2 separate regions of the Homo sapiens genome follow, and region 1 is linked to region 2. The links are chromatin contacts, found by Hi-C or POLR2A ChIA-PET in ENCODE. All regions are on one chromosome and are shown on one strand. Each heading gives the region's core, a stretch centred on a gene start or an enhancer-like site at or near the end of the contact. The rest is flanking DNA. Distances are from core to core; before and after follow the strand shown. Region 1 has its middle 17 kb from the start of RBM4B. Region 2 holds the start of ACTN3 (actinin alpha 3).

Evidence for each region. A loop is a pair of places that touch in the nucleus more often than their neighbours do. ChIA-PET counts read pairs that join two places held with the same protein, here RNA polymerase II (POLR2A). Pooled maps may share reads with other maps.
Region 1: a loop to region 2 is called in a pooled map, with 2.2 times the contacts of the local background. The contact joins the enhancer-like site here to the promoter of ACTN3 in region 2. A Hi-C loop is called at or near these places in 1 of 37 single-sample maps with no recorded cell type and 1 of 50 pooled maps. POLR2A ChIA-PET finds 5 or more read pairs at or near these places in 17 of 52 experiments (A673, AG04450, GM10248 and 13 more).

Annotation. Positions count from the first base shown.
Region 1 is chr11:66,656,701-66,664,207 of GRCh38, forward strand. It overlaps a transcript of RBM4 not described here. Among named protein-coding and RNA genes, the nearest start is that of RBM4B, 17 kb to the right of the region's middle. Within about 2 kb of position 2,436, at least 2 of the 41 ENCODE cell types and tissues checked have a DNase peak (open chromatin) inside an H3K27ac peak, as active enhancers do; they include OCI-LY7, where a contact is called at or near this core.
Region 2 is chr11:66,541,775-66,548,510 of GRCh38, forward strand. ACTN3 (actinin alpha 3) reads left to right here and starts at 5,129. Exons shown (of 21, transcript NM_001104.4): 1 at 5,129-5,310. The coding sequence starts at 5,164. It overlaps ZDHHC24 (zDHHC palmitoyltransferase 24), which reads right to left and starts at 4,274. Exons shown (of 3, transcript NM_207340.3): 1 at 3,949-4,274; 2 at 1,930-2,207. The coding sequence starts at 4,229. RefSeq lists enhancers at 3,439-3,548, 4,697-4,756, 4,827-4,876 and silencers at 4,027-4,266, 4,447-4,576.

The DNA of each region.
Region 1 (7,507 bases), core at 1,186-3,685, 110 kb after region 2:
CCCAGGCTGGAGTGCAGTGACATGATCTCGGTTCACTGCAATCTCCACCTCCCGGGTTCAAGCGATTTTTGTGCCTCAGCCTTTTGAGTAACTGGGATTATAGATGCATGCCACCATGTCCAGCTAATTTTTATATTTTTAGCAGAGACGGAGTTTCACCATGTTGGCCAGGCTGGTCTTGAACTCCTGACCTTAGGTGATCCACCACCTTGGCCGCCCAAAGTGCTGGGATTATAGGCACAGTCGTGAGCCACCATGCCCAGTTTGACAATGTACTGGTAATTTTGGTAACTGATGGTTACAATCTTGTTCCCATTGTTGCAATCAAAATACAGAACATTTTTGTCAGCCAAAAAGCCCTTGTGCCCCTTTGTAGTTAATCCTCAGCCCCTGATCAATTTTTTAGTCTTTTTTTTTTTTTTTTTTTTTTTTTAGGTGCGGTCTTGCTCTGTTGCCTAGGCTGGAGTACAGTGGTATGAGTATGGCTCAATGCAGCCTCAACCTTCTGAGCTGAAGCGGTCTTCCCATCTCAACCTTCCAAGTAGCTGGAACTACAGAGGTATGCACCATTGCACCTGGCTAATTTATTTTTTATTTTTATCTTTTGGTAGAGATGGGGTCTCCCTATGTTGCCCAGGCTGGTTAGGAACTCCTGGCTCAAGCTATACTCTTGTCTCAGCCTTCCAGACTACTAAGATTAGGCCGGGCGCGGTGGCTCACACCTGTAATCCCGGCACTTTGGGAGGCCGAGGGGGTGGATCACTTGAGGTCAGGAGCTCGAGAGCAGCCTGGCCGACATGATGAAACCCCGTCTCTACTAAAAATGTAAAATATTAGCCAGTTGTCGTGGTGCGCACCTGTAGTCCCAGCTACTTGGGAGGCTGAGGCAGAAGAATCACTTGAACCCGGGAGGTGGAGGGTGCAGTGAGATGAGATAGCGCCACTGCACTCTAGCCTGGGCGACAGAGCAAGATTCCATCTCAAAAAAAAAAAAAAAAAAAAAAAAAATTATAGGCATGAGCCACCTCGCCTGCCCCCTCCCCCACCTTTTTTTTGAGACAGGGTCTTCCTATGTCACCCAGGCTGGAGTGCCGTGTTCAACCTCCACCTCCTCCCGGGCTCAAGCAATTCTCTCACCTCAGCCTCCCGAGTAGCTGGGACCACTGGCGCATGCCAGCATGCCCAACTAATTTCTGTATTTTGTAGTTGTGGTTTTGCCATGTTGCCCAGGCTGGTCTTGAACTCCTGAGCTCTAGCCATTTGCCTGCCTCAGCCTCCCAAAGTGCTGGGATTACAGGCGTGAGCCACCTAGTCTGACCCTTTTTTAAAATTTTTTTTTTTTGAGATGGAGTTTTGCTCTTGTTGCCCAGGCTGCTGGAGTGCAACGGCACGATCTCGGCTCAGTGCAACCTCTGCCTCCTGGATTCAAGCGATTCTGCTGCCTCAGCCTCCCTAGTAGCTGGGATTACAGGCATGCACCACCACGCCCGTCTAATTTTGTATTTTTAGTAGAGATGGGGTTTCTCCGTGGTGGTCAGGTTGGTTTTGAACTCCCGACCTCAGGTAATCCGCCTGCCTCGGCCTCCCAAAATGCTGGGATTACAGGCGTGAGCCACTGTGCCTGGCCTAGTCTGACCTTTTTTTTTTTTTTTTTTTTTTTTTCGTTTTGTTTTAAATGGGCAACTAGAATAGGCTCAGAGATTCCCTGAAATCATTGTTAATTGTCACAATTTAGGGGGTTTCTCCCGCCAGGGATGTGGCTAAACATCCTCCAATGCACAGGAGGGGCACCTTTCCCAGTTATCACTAGTGCCAAGTTTGAAATCCTCTTCAAGACTTCATTCATTGCTTTGGCTTTGTATACCATATGGAGTTGTGCTGTTCAGTGTGGTAGCCAGAGACATATACAGTGCTGCGAGTACCAAATACCTATGGGATTTAAAAAATTAATATAAGCCAGGCGCAGTGGCTCACGCCTGTAATCCCAGCACTTTGGGAGGCCAAGGTGGGCAGATCACTTGATGTCAGGAGTTTGAGACCAGCCTGGCCAAGGTGGTGAAACCCCATCTCTACTAAAAATACAAAACTTAGCCAGGCGTGGTGGCACGTGCCTGTAGTCCCAGCTTCTTGGGAGGCTGAGACAGGAGAATTGCTTGTACCTGGGAGGCGGAGGTTCTATTGAGCCAAGATTGGGCCACGGCACTCTAGCCTGGGCAACAGAGCAAGAGTGTCTCTCAAAAAAAAAAAATATATATATATATATATTCAGTTTTTAATGCTCATTATATGTTGAAATGGTCATTTTTTTGCACATATTGGGTAAAAATACATTAAAATTTTTTTTTTTCCTAACCACCAGACTATCTGGGGAAAATAAAATTAATACAATTTAATTTCACCTGTTTCAGTTCCCTATGTGGTTTGCATTTGTGGCTCACATTGTATTTCTGTTATGTAACACTGATCCAGGTGCTAAAGACTCTTGATATCTCCAGTTTGAAACCTCTCTTCTGTGCTCAAGATTCAGGGATCTGGACACCTAGCTGACATTTCTTCTTGGTTCTTTTTTTTTTTTTTTTTTTTTTTTTGAGATGGAGTCTCACTCTGTTGCCCAGGCTGTAGTGCAGTGGCGCGATCTCGGCTCACTGCAAGCTCCGCCCCCCGGATTCAAGTGATTCTTCTGCCTCAGTCTCCTGAGTAGCTAGGACTACAGGCACGTGCCACTACACCTGGCTAATTTTTGTATCTTTAGATACAAAATTTAGAGACGGGATTTCACCATATTGGCCAGGCTGGTCTCGAACTACCGACCTCGGGTTCTGCCCGCCTTGGCCTCCCAACTTGCTGGGATTACAGGCATGAGCTACTGCACCTGGCTGGTTGTCTTAATACACCTCAAACTTGGTATATCTGAGATAGAGCTCCTGAGACTCCCCACTCTAAAATCATTTCTCCTTCAGTCTTCCTTATCCCATTCTCTCTTTCAGCCAGATTGCTGGTAGTCATTCTTACGCCCTCCCCAACCATTAGCAGCTCTTGATCATGTTTATATCACATGTTGCCTCTTTTCTCCATGTCTTTGCCACAGCCATAGTCTAGACCATGCTATCCTCTCCCACCAAGATGACTACAGTGACCTCCAGGTCCATCTTTTTCTTACCCTTGGGTCTTCAAAGTATTCTCCATTTAATAGCCAGAATGTTCTTGTGAAATGTATGTAAATCAGATGTTTCTTTCGTTACTTAGAACCTTTCAGCAACTTCCCCTTTTATCTAAAGTAAAATGCCCAATCCCTTAGTTTGAACGTGCCTTTCCTCTGTCACACTTTATTATCTCAGGCCCTTTTCCCTGCTTATCTATCCTTTTCTGACCATACTGACTCTCCTTTCAGATCCTTGTATACACTGAGCTCTTTCCTGCCTCAGGGCCTTTTTTTTTTTTTTTTTTTTAAATCTGAAGGGACCTTTCTCTTTACTGCTTTAGAGCTAACTTAACTTCAGGTCTTAGCTTCAGGATCAAGTATTGGAATGCCCTCCCAAACCACCTGTAGCTTAGTAGATATGTCCTCCCATTATTCCCTGCCATTGGACCCATTTTGTGTAATTTGTGGTACTTATCACAATTTCTTTTTTTTTGAGATGGGAGTCTCTCTTTTTTTTTTTTTTTTTTTGAGACAGAGTCTTGCTCTGCAACCAGGCTGGAGTGCAGTGGCACGATCTTGGCTCACTACAACCTTTGCCTCCTGGGTTCAAGTGATTCTCCTACTTCAGCCTACTGAATAGCTGGAATTACAGGCTTCTGCCTAATTTTTTTGTAGTTTTAGTAGAGACAGGGTTTCGCCATGTTGTCCTGGCTGGTCTCAAACTCCAGACCTCAGGTGATCCTTCTACCTCGGCTCCCAAAGTGCTGGGATTACAGGTGTAGGTAGGCCACTGCACCCGACCTAAACTTTTTTTTTTTTTTTTTAATTTGAGATGGAGTCTTGCTCTGTCGCCCAGGCTGGAGTGCAGTGGTGCGATCTCAGCTCACTGCAAGCTCTGCCTCCCGGGTTCACGCCATTCTTCTGCCTCAGCCTCCCGAGTAGCTGGGACTACAGGCATGTGCCACCATACCTGGCTAATTTTTTTTGTATTTTTAGTAGAGGCAGGGTTTCACCATGTTAGCCAGGATGGTCTCGATCTCCTGACCTCGTGATCCACCCGACTCGGCCTCCCAAAGTGCTGGGATTACAGGCGTGAGCCACTGCGCTCAGCCGTGCCCGGCCTAAACTTTCTAAATCTCAGTAGCCTTAATTGCTGGGAGAGCCAGTGATGCTACCTCATTGGGTTCTTGTGGATTTGCAGGGGTGACAGATACACGGTTTGAATTTGGCCTGGATTCTCAAAGGCCCTGCAAACCTAAGGCACTTCAGATTGAATTCATCTCGTCAGATTTTTCATTCTTCTCCTGCAAGTTCCTGGAGCTGATTCTATCATTTCTTGCATTTCATTTCTCCTCAGCGGCAGAGCCTAGCTCTGGTCTGAAGAAAGCCGAGATTGATCTTCCAACAAACTGACAGCTCTTCCCAGGAATATTTATTTCTCCCCTCCTTCCTTTTCCCAAATCTCCTAGGCCAGGTGACTTCCTGAGGACCAGGTTTGTAAGCAAAATCCTGACAAGCTATGAAACCAATCTGGGGCAAGTTGCTTCCCTTTTCTGGTCCATCTTGCAGGCAGCCAACCTTTTTCTGCCCTTAGGACAAGTTTCTAACAGCACCTTGAGTGCCCTGAGGGCCTAGTGTCTTTCTGTGCCATGCTGGAAACCTGAGGAAGGGGGTAGATCTGAGGCTACAGAAACCACATATGCCTCATTCATCACCATGTTCCCACATCCTAGCTCATAGTAGGAATTCAAACAGTTGATAAATGAATTCAGGAGCTTTTAGCGTTGAGAGGCCTCATGGGACTCTGAAATGGTCTATAGTGAGAAACTTGGTGAACTAAAGGAATTTTGTATTCACAATATGCAATTTATCATATAAGAAGTAAGGTTTAGGAATAAAAACATTGGCCAGGTGTGGTGGCTCACGCCTGTAATCCCGGCACTTTGGGAAGCCGAGGTGGGTGGATCACCTGAGGTCAGGTGTTCAAGACCAGCCTGACCAATATGGTGAAACCCCATCTCCACTAAAAATACGAAAATTCACCAGGCGTGGTGGCGCGCGACTGTGATCCCAGCTACTGGGGAGGTTGAGACAGGAGAATTGCTTGAACCTGGGAGGCAGAGGTTGCAGTGAGCCGAGATCATGCCAGTGCACTCCAGCCTCAGTGACAGAGCGAGACTCCATCTCAAAACAAAAAAATACATTTGTCCTACTCAACAGTACTCTTTTGGTGTGAAAGGTTTTCTAAAATAAAAATTATGCAATTCTGCAGGGCTTTTTCTCCACCTATGAGCAGCTTATTTTACTATCTAAACTGCTGTCCAATAGAGTAGCCACTAGCTACATGTAGCTAATTATAATTAAATAAAAAACTCAGTTTCTCAGTGGAATAAACCACATTTCAGGTACTCAGTAACCACAGTAGCCACAAATTGGACAGCACAGATATGGAACACTTCCATCACTGCCAGGAGTGTTATTGGGCAGTGATGATATAGAACTCTTTTGCAGAAAATTTTTTTTCTTGTGCCAATGACATAGAAATCAAGATACTTTTATTTATTTATTTATTTTTTTGAGACAGAGTCTCACTCTGTTGCCCAGGCTGGAGTGCATTGGCGTGATCTTGGCTCACTGTAACCTCTGCCTCCTGGGTTCAAGCGATTCTTGTGCCTCAGCCTCCCTAGTAGCTGGGATTACAGGTGCACACCACCATGCCCGGCTAATTTTTTGTATTTTTAGTAGAGATGGGGTTTCACCATGTTGCCCAGGCTGGTCTCAAACTCTTGAGCTCGGGCAATCCACCTGCCTCAGCCTCCCAAAATGCTAGGATTACAGGCGTGAGTCACGCACCTGGTATATGTTAAACTTCCTATGTTAAATTGGTTGAAACCTAGCACAGAACCACCAGAGATTTTGCTGAGGCCAGCAAAACCTGCAAATTTTTTTTCTTGGCTCTGCATAGTGCCTTGCAGATCATAAGAAAATCCCAGCATCTTTGCCTTATTTTCCCTTTTGTAAAACAGAGACAGTCTTGCTTCCTTGGGGAATACTGACGCTAACATGAGCCTTATGTACATCACCACTGGTTGGAATGTGTGCATGGATGGACAGGTTAACTTCTGTAGATTGTCAGACCATTCCCCTAAGAAATAAGGGAAAATTTTTGCTTCACCTGTCAAGATTAAGTATAAAATATGTGAGGTAAATGCTTTATTATTGTAGGTAAAATTTCACATGTAGTCAGAATTTACACATCAACATTTCCATATAAAGTACAATAAAGCTTAAGTAGAGTTGAGTCCATCATTAAATGTGTTCTATGGGGATCTAAACAAAGATAAATAAGATGTCCATAATCTAGAAGACATACTTTACTGCAAAATGTCACTGCTAATCATTAATATGTGATTTGCTTTTCTGCTCAAAGTACTATGTATGAATATTTTAGCCAAAGCCTAATCCTAGCAGAATATTAGCACCTTGGGAAGACAGACCTCTTTTAATAGCTCATAAGTGAATTTAATTTTTTATTTTTTTGAGATGGAGTCTCGCTCTGTCACCCAGGCTGGAGTGCAGTGGCGTGATCTCGGCTCAGTGCAACCTCTGCCTCCTTGGTTCACGCCATTCTCCTGCCTCAGCCTCCCGAGTAGCTGGGACTACAGGCGCCCGCCACCACATCCAGCTAATTTTTTGTATTTTAGTCTTGATCTCCTGACCTCGTGATTCGTGTGCCTTGGCCTCCCAAAGTGCTGGGATTACAGGCATGAGCCACTGTGCCTGGCCTAATTGTTTTTTAAAAATTAAAAAAGGAGAAACACTGGAGAGGGGTGGTAACTAGGCAAAAATGTGTGTGTATATGTGTGTGTGTGTGTGTGTGTGTGTGTATATATGTTTTCTTTTTGTTTTGTAAATATGAGCCAGAAAACTATGAAGTCAAATTTAGTTAATGTGATAGGTCCTTGGAGAGAATCTGGCTCAGCCTTTTTCTGATGCAGGGCTTACTCCTAGCACTACTAATCTGAGTCTGTTAGCCTTTAAACTGGTTTAAGAGCAGCTCTGGTTAGAGAAAAGTAGCCTCACCACCAGCTGTAGCAAATTTAGCAGTGTCTCAAGAATCTGGCTAACTTCCTACCACCTATTACTGAAGCCACAGCACTAACCTAAATCCTTTTTTGTTGTTTTGGAGACAGGGCCTCCTGTTGCCCAGAATGGAGTGCAGTGGCATGATCACAGCTCACTGCAGCCTCAACCTCCTGGGCTCAAGAGTCTCCCACTTCAGCCTCTTGAGTAGCTGAGATTACAGGCATGCACCACCATGCCCAGCTGTTTTTTTTTTTTTTTTTTTTTGAGATGGGAGTACAG
Region 2 (6,736 bases), core at 3,879-6,378:
GTCTCATAAAGCAAGAAAGGGTCCTGGAGTGTGTGGAGACAGATCCCTGAGTGAGTGGTGGTGGCAGAAGCCAGGCTGGAGCAGGCAGGGAATGAGCAGCCATGAGCCTGGGCAAGTCCCTTGGGAAGCTTAGAGCAGGGCAAGCGCTGGAGGAGGATATGAGGGCAAGGGAGGGTTTGTCCAAGGTGGCAAACCAGGAGGGCAGAGAAGGCCTGGCCTGCAGGAGAGGCAGATGCCACAGCCTGAGGCCTCCAAGCAGGGAGGTAGGCACCAAATACAAGAAGCTGGGGGCAGTCAGCTGGGCTCGGGGAGTTGAGGACAGCACAATTTGGGATGTGCCAGCTGATGTCTCACTTTCTCAGTGCTGGAGCTTGGAGTGTGGGAGAGCAGGGAAGGTTTGAGCTGCTGTTGCTGGGAGTAGCAAGCTTACAAGCAAACGGGAAGGCCAGGCATAGCCGAGGGCCTGCTGAGGTCAGCAGCCATGAACATGGCATGGCATCAACCTGCCACAGACTGCCAATGCCTCTGGCTCTCAGCAGCCAGAGGCAGACACAGAGAAGCCAGGAAAGCACTGTGGAAGGAAGATGAGGGAGGAAGTTTGCGATGCTGGCAGGAGAATGGTGAGAAGGATGAGCTCTGAGCTGGACGTCGGTGGCGAAGGTGGAAAGGTACAGACGGGCGGTGAGGGCCACGAGCCTGCAGGCTCATGGAGCAGGTGCCAGGGCGTGGAGGAGTAAAAGACGGAGAGAAGAGGAGGTGGGCAGCAGAAAGAGGAAGATGGGTGGTTTGTGAGGGTGACTCATTTTTGGATTCTGACCAGGACTGGGGTGTGGACATGGGAGGAGGGAAAGGAAGGAAAAATGAAGGAGGAGGCCAAGAGCTAAGCCATCCAGGCATTGAGGGGGCTGTTCATGCAAACTTCCAGACACCCTTGATTTCCACAGGGCCCAGGGCGAAGAGAGAGTCTGTGACTGGAGCCAGAGTCTTCCGTGACTGAGGGGAGTGAGTGTTGACCACAAGGTGGTAGGGCAGTGCGGCTGAAGGGCCGGGACTCCTGGAGGGAGGCAGAGGAGGACCCATTGGGAAGCTGGTGTGGGCAGATGAAGATTCTGATAACCCCAGTGGGCCGCTTCCCGAGGCCTCCCCTGGGCTGTAGGTGGGGTCCATGCACAGAGCTGGGCTTGGATAGGATGAGGAGGCACAGTGACTACCCGGAGTAGCCGGGGAGGTTCCTCAACCACAGATCAAAGTGACAGAGGGAACCATGGAAAGGTCAGGAGGAAGGAATGGGGGCGAGAAAGGCCAAAGCATTCTGGGGGTAGAGAACAAAGAGTAAAAAGGACCAGCGAGGCTTCTATCTGTAGATGGGGGAAGAGGAACATATGTGTCGTCTAGAACATGGCATCTCAGGCAGCCTGCTGATCCAAGTCTGCCCTCCCCAGCTTCCCATAACTGGGCCTTCTCCTGCCTGTCACTTTCACTGGCTCCCCACTGTCCAGTCAAATAGGAGCCATCTCCTCACACCAGTTCTCAGGACCCCACCAGCCAGGCCTCCCCTACCAATCTGGCCTTAATTCTCACAATTCCCTGCCCACTCTCCAAGCCTTTGTTCCTATTGCTTCTCTCACTTAGAAATGCTCCTAGAATGCACTTCCACATCCCGCCATGCAGAGACTCCCACGAGTCTTTCTCCTCTCTCAACAACTCCAGGAATCTCCCAATTCTCCAGCCAGAACGCTGCACTTGTCTCAACACACCAGTTTCCATACTGCACCCCCGGGTGAATACCAAGCTGCCCTTACTGGCCATCACTGACACTGGGGCTGGGTCCCCCAGGCCAGAAAGCCCGTCTCCCACCAGAATGGGCTGTACTCCCCAGCCCAATACCAGGGCCCCTGCCTCTGTGCAGAGGCCTCCCAGGCTCCCCACCTGTGAGCAACATGAGCCAGGGAAGCAGGAGGAGGGCAGCCATGTGGAGGGGCGTGTGGGCTCGCAGCAGGGCCGACAGTGCAGGGCCCAGCAGCACAGAGACGTGGAGCAGGACGCCGGCGGCATGAAGCAGCAGGCACAGGAAGGGCCGGTAGTTGCCGAAGCCCACGCAGCGGCCCAGCAGGCGGCAGTGGTGGTCCCGACGCAGGATGCAGACGCGGCAGGCAGAGCAGTGTCCGCTGCGTGGCGGCACCTGGCTTTGGCATTGGTAGCAGTAACTGCAGGAAGGAACCACAGCGTCAGTTCCCCCAGCAGCTCAGATGCCCCATATTGTGCACAGGGCTGCCCCAGAGCCCATCCTGCGGAAGTGGCAACAGCCATTTGCCCTGGCTAAGCCTCAATTTCTTTACAAGTAAATGCAGGCTAAACAAGATGTCCCAGGCCCTTCTAGTTCTAGCACTACAGGTCTGAGGTCTCTTCCAGCCCTAACATCCCCAGTCCTGAGACCTCTCTCAAGCCACTGACATCCAGCAGCAAATCCCTCCCTTCCTCCACGGTCACCCCTTTGTCCAGGTCACTAGGAACTCTCTGGATTACTGCAATAGCCTCTTGACTGGTCTCCGATTCCACCTTTGCCCCACCTCGTACGGTCTCACCCCAGCAACCAAACTGACCCTCCTCTGCTTAAAACCCTCCTGTGGTTCTCCAATTTATTTCTAGTAAAAAGCAAAGCCTTCAGTGTCCTACAACATCCTTCTATCTGTGACATCTCTTCCCCTCTCTTACTGCACTCCAGCCACACTGGCCTTCTTGCTGTTCTGGGAACATACATGCTGGGTACACAACTGCCTCAGAGCCTTTGCACCACTTGTTACCTCTGCCTGGAACACCTTTCCCTCAGATTCCCACATGGCTAACCGCCCCCCACGCCCTCCAAGTTTTTTGCTCAAATGCCTCCTTCTCTATGAGGTCTACCTTGACCACACATTTATGTATATTATTTTAAAAATTAATTAAAAAAAATTTTTAGGGACAGAGTCTCGCTACATTACCCAGGCTGGAGTGTAGTGGTTGTTCACAGGTGTGATCATAGCACACTACAGCCTCAGTCTCAGCAAAAGCCTCTGCCTGGCATAAAATGTGTGTGTAGAGCCTGTACCTGGTGTAATTTTTTTTTCTAATTATAAATTGACAAATTCCAGTTGTATATACTTATGGGATACCAAGTGATGTTATGATTTATCAGTACAGCTTGGAATAAATCAAGCTAATTAGGATAGCCATTACCTCAAACACTCATATTTTTGTGATGAGAATTTACCACCTGTTTATTTATGTATTTATTTATTTGAGACGGAGGGAGTCTTGCTCTGTCACCCAGGCTGGAGTGCAGTGGCTCGATCTCGGCTCACTGCAACCTCCGCCTCCCAGGTTCAAACAATTCTCTTGCCTCAGCCTCCCCAGTAGCTGAGATTACAGGCACGTGCCGCCATGCCCGACTAATTTTTTTATATTTTTAGTAGAGACGGGGTTTCACCACGTTGGCTAGGCTGGTAAACTTCTGACCTTAAGTGATCCGCCGGCCTCGGCCTCCCAAAGTGCTGGGATTACAGATGTGAGCCAACGCACCCGGCCTAACCACCTATTTAATATTGAAACTTGCAACCCCTTTACCCTGCTCTACTTCTTGTTTCCAAACTACTATCACCTTCTAGCATTCTATATGATTTGCTTATTATTCCTCTAGTTTCTCATCTGCACCCCCCTCAAATCAGGAATTTGTTCTATTGTACCCTTCGTCCCTGTAACAAAACCTTGCACCTAGTAGGCTCCCAATAAGTATTTGCGAGTAAATAAATAACACTCAATTCTAGCTCTTCCATCCCAGGTTCTAAAAAAATGTCTGATTCTAACAACCTGGATCCTAATGTAACCCGGTTCTAACATCTCAGGTCTTGGGGCCCCTCCCCCCTGTCCAAGGCTCCCACTTCTCCCCGCCCGATCCCGCACCCCACTCACGCCCAGCCCTGGCCCAGACCGCGGCCGGCCAGCATCACGCCACGGATGCTGGGATCCGAGCGCAGGAAGAGCCCCACGTTGCCCAGCAGGTTGAGCAGCTGGAAGGCGGCCAGCGCCAGCTGCAAGGCCCGGGCCAGGGGTCCCAGCGGCGGCGGCCCGGGACCGAGCACCAGCACGTAAGCCAGCTCCAGGCCCACGGCCGCGGCCCACAGCGCGGTGAGCACGAGAGGCAGCTGCGCGGGCGCCCCGTCCGTGCTCCCAGCCGCCCAGGGCTGCCCCATGGCCTGGACACCCAGCTGTCGGAGCCGGAGGACTAGGCCGCTTCCGTATTGGGGCGGAGATAGCGGCAGACGGACGTCTGCTACGGCCAATAGAAGCTCGGAAGGGGGTGCGGCGAGCGCTCAGACTCTCAGGGAACGGCCGGCCCACGCGGCGAGTTGATCTGGCCAACGGACCAGCAGTGGAGGCGCTCGGAATCCCGCGGCGCTGGAGCCCGGATAACGCCGCGGAGTGATTGACCCGCCCACCCTGGAGGCTCCTCCCATCCCGTCGGAGCCCCGCCCGCTGGCGCGGGGGCCAGGAGTGCCCGGGGGATTGAGTTGCAGCCGGGGTGGTGTCGGGGTTTCCCGGCTCAGCACATTCTCCCCTACTCCCCACAGCCGCCCCGATATTAATAGCCCTGCCGCAGCCCATCCAGCTGGCTCAGAGCCGTTCCCCATGCCCGGGTGTCTCCATCACCCCAGAAAACATGCAAAACAGCTCGGCGCCTCTGTGTTCCTGACTGTGAAATGGGGATAGGGCTCTGTGTCCCACCAGCGAGGTGCTGGAAGAGGCTCACGAGGAGCTCCAGAGGGCAGCCTCTAGAGCGGCCCGCGGCCACTATTATTATCGGCCTTTCTATTGTGGAGAGGAGTAAACAGACTCAGAGAGGTCCCGTGGATTTCTCAAGGTCACACAGCGCCCCAGCAGCGGAGCAGGAATGCAAACCCAGGATCTCCGCCGCGAGATCCACCCCGGCGCCCCCGAGTCCCGCAGTTCCCGGCTTCAGGACAACCCCTTGCCAGGTCCAACCCGAGCTCCTTCACCCCCATCCGGCCCCTCCCTCCTCCCCCATATTTAGTGCGAATTCGATCTGGGGCTGGGCTGGGCCCTACTTAATGGGGCCCGGGTGTCCGAGAGCGTGCCGAGCGGAGCGAAGCCAGGAGCCCGATCGAGATGATGATGGTTATGCAGCCCGAGGGTCTGGGGGCCGGGGAGGGGCGCTTTGCGGGCGGCGGCGGGGGCGGCGAGTACATGGAACAGGAGGAGGACTGGGACCGCGACCTGCTGCTGGACCCGGCCTGGGAGAAGCAGCAGCGGAAAGTGAGTGCTCGCCCATTTCCTGACAGCAAAACCGAGGCCTGAGAGGCCGGGCTGTTTGTCCTGGGCATCTCAGCAGTGCAGGGGCAGAGCTTGTCTTTAACCTAGAGTGCTAATCCCCAGCCCAGGCTCTGCCCATCAGCTGCCTGCTGTCCCCAGGGCTGGAGGAGAGGGCTGGGAGCCCTCAAGAGGGGTTTAAAATGACAAGAGAGTTTCTGGGCTCCCCACCCCCACCAGGGTTCATTCCCCTGGGCCCACTGCCCCACTTCTGCTGCTGAAAACAGGCTGGGCAAACCCCAGGAGATCCAAGTTAGGGGGGGTTCAGAAAGAAGAATCTTCTTCTAGTTAAATATTCCCAGACCCCACCCTGAAGGCTTGCAGTCAGGCAACTAGTGGACTTGGGAGTGTGGGGGTAGTGAGAAGGGTCCTCTCAGACCCCACCCCACCTCGTCTCCAGGGTGGGGTCCATAGTCGCTGTATCTCATTTAACAATTGAAGAAACTGAAGCCCAGAAAGAGCACAGACAGGCCCCACATCACAGACTGTCAGACATCAGGACCCCCGCAACCTGAGGATCTTTACCCTTTTCCCTACCCCCATTCTTTCCCAAGATACCCCAGGCATGGGGCCCTGAGTCTGCTGAAAAGGCCATAGGTCGGGGAGGAGGGGAGACCTGGGTCCCCTTACGCTGTAACCTGACTCTCCAGCCAGATGGACACTTAGTGCTGAGGCAGCACCTCGGGGGCGCCAAAGAGGGGCACAGGGGCAGCTGCTACCCAGGCCCAGCCCGTTGGGCACTCAGGGCCCCTCCCTCCCTGAGCTATTTTCACTCCCAGACTTTCCCAAGTAGAGGGGGCAGGACACCTGGGTTCCCAAAGGGAAAATGATCCAGGCCAGAGGGAGAATACTTTGGAGAGTGGCAGGCCAGGGGTAACCAGGAGGGCACTATGAGGCCATTGGACCCTGCTCAGCGTGTGCCAACACTGTATGACTCCAGGAGAGGGCAGGGTACTGGGGTACTCAGTGGAATTTAAATGACCTGAGAGTCCCAGAATTTAGAATCAGAGTACTTCTGCTGGGTTAGATGACAGGAGATGACCCCAAGGGCCGAGAGGCTCCGCTGACTCGGCTGGGGTGCCCCGGGTGACAGGCCTCCCCTTAGGCTCCCCCTGCACCTGTCTCCAAGCACGGCTGCAGTCCCAGGTTTGGCAATTTCCCGGTGGTGTCATCCCTGTCCTTGGCTCCAGCTGCCACCTGTTCTGCAACATCTCCTATCCCTACCCCCACCCACCCGGGCCTCTCCGAGATCCAGGTCTGCGTGCCCCCCATATGACACGTGCCAGTCTGTAACTTGCCTTTGTCACCTAACAAATTATCAGGAACATCTGTTCATCCCAACTTGCAGTCACCATCTCATCATCTACTCATT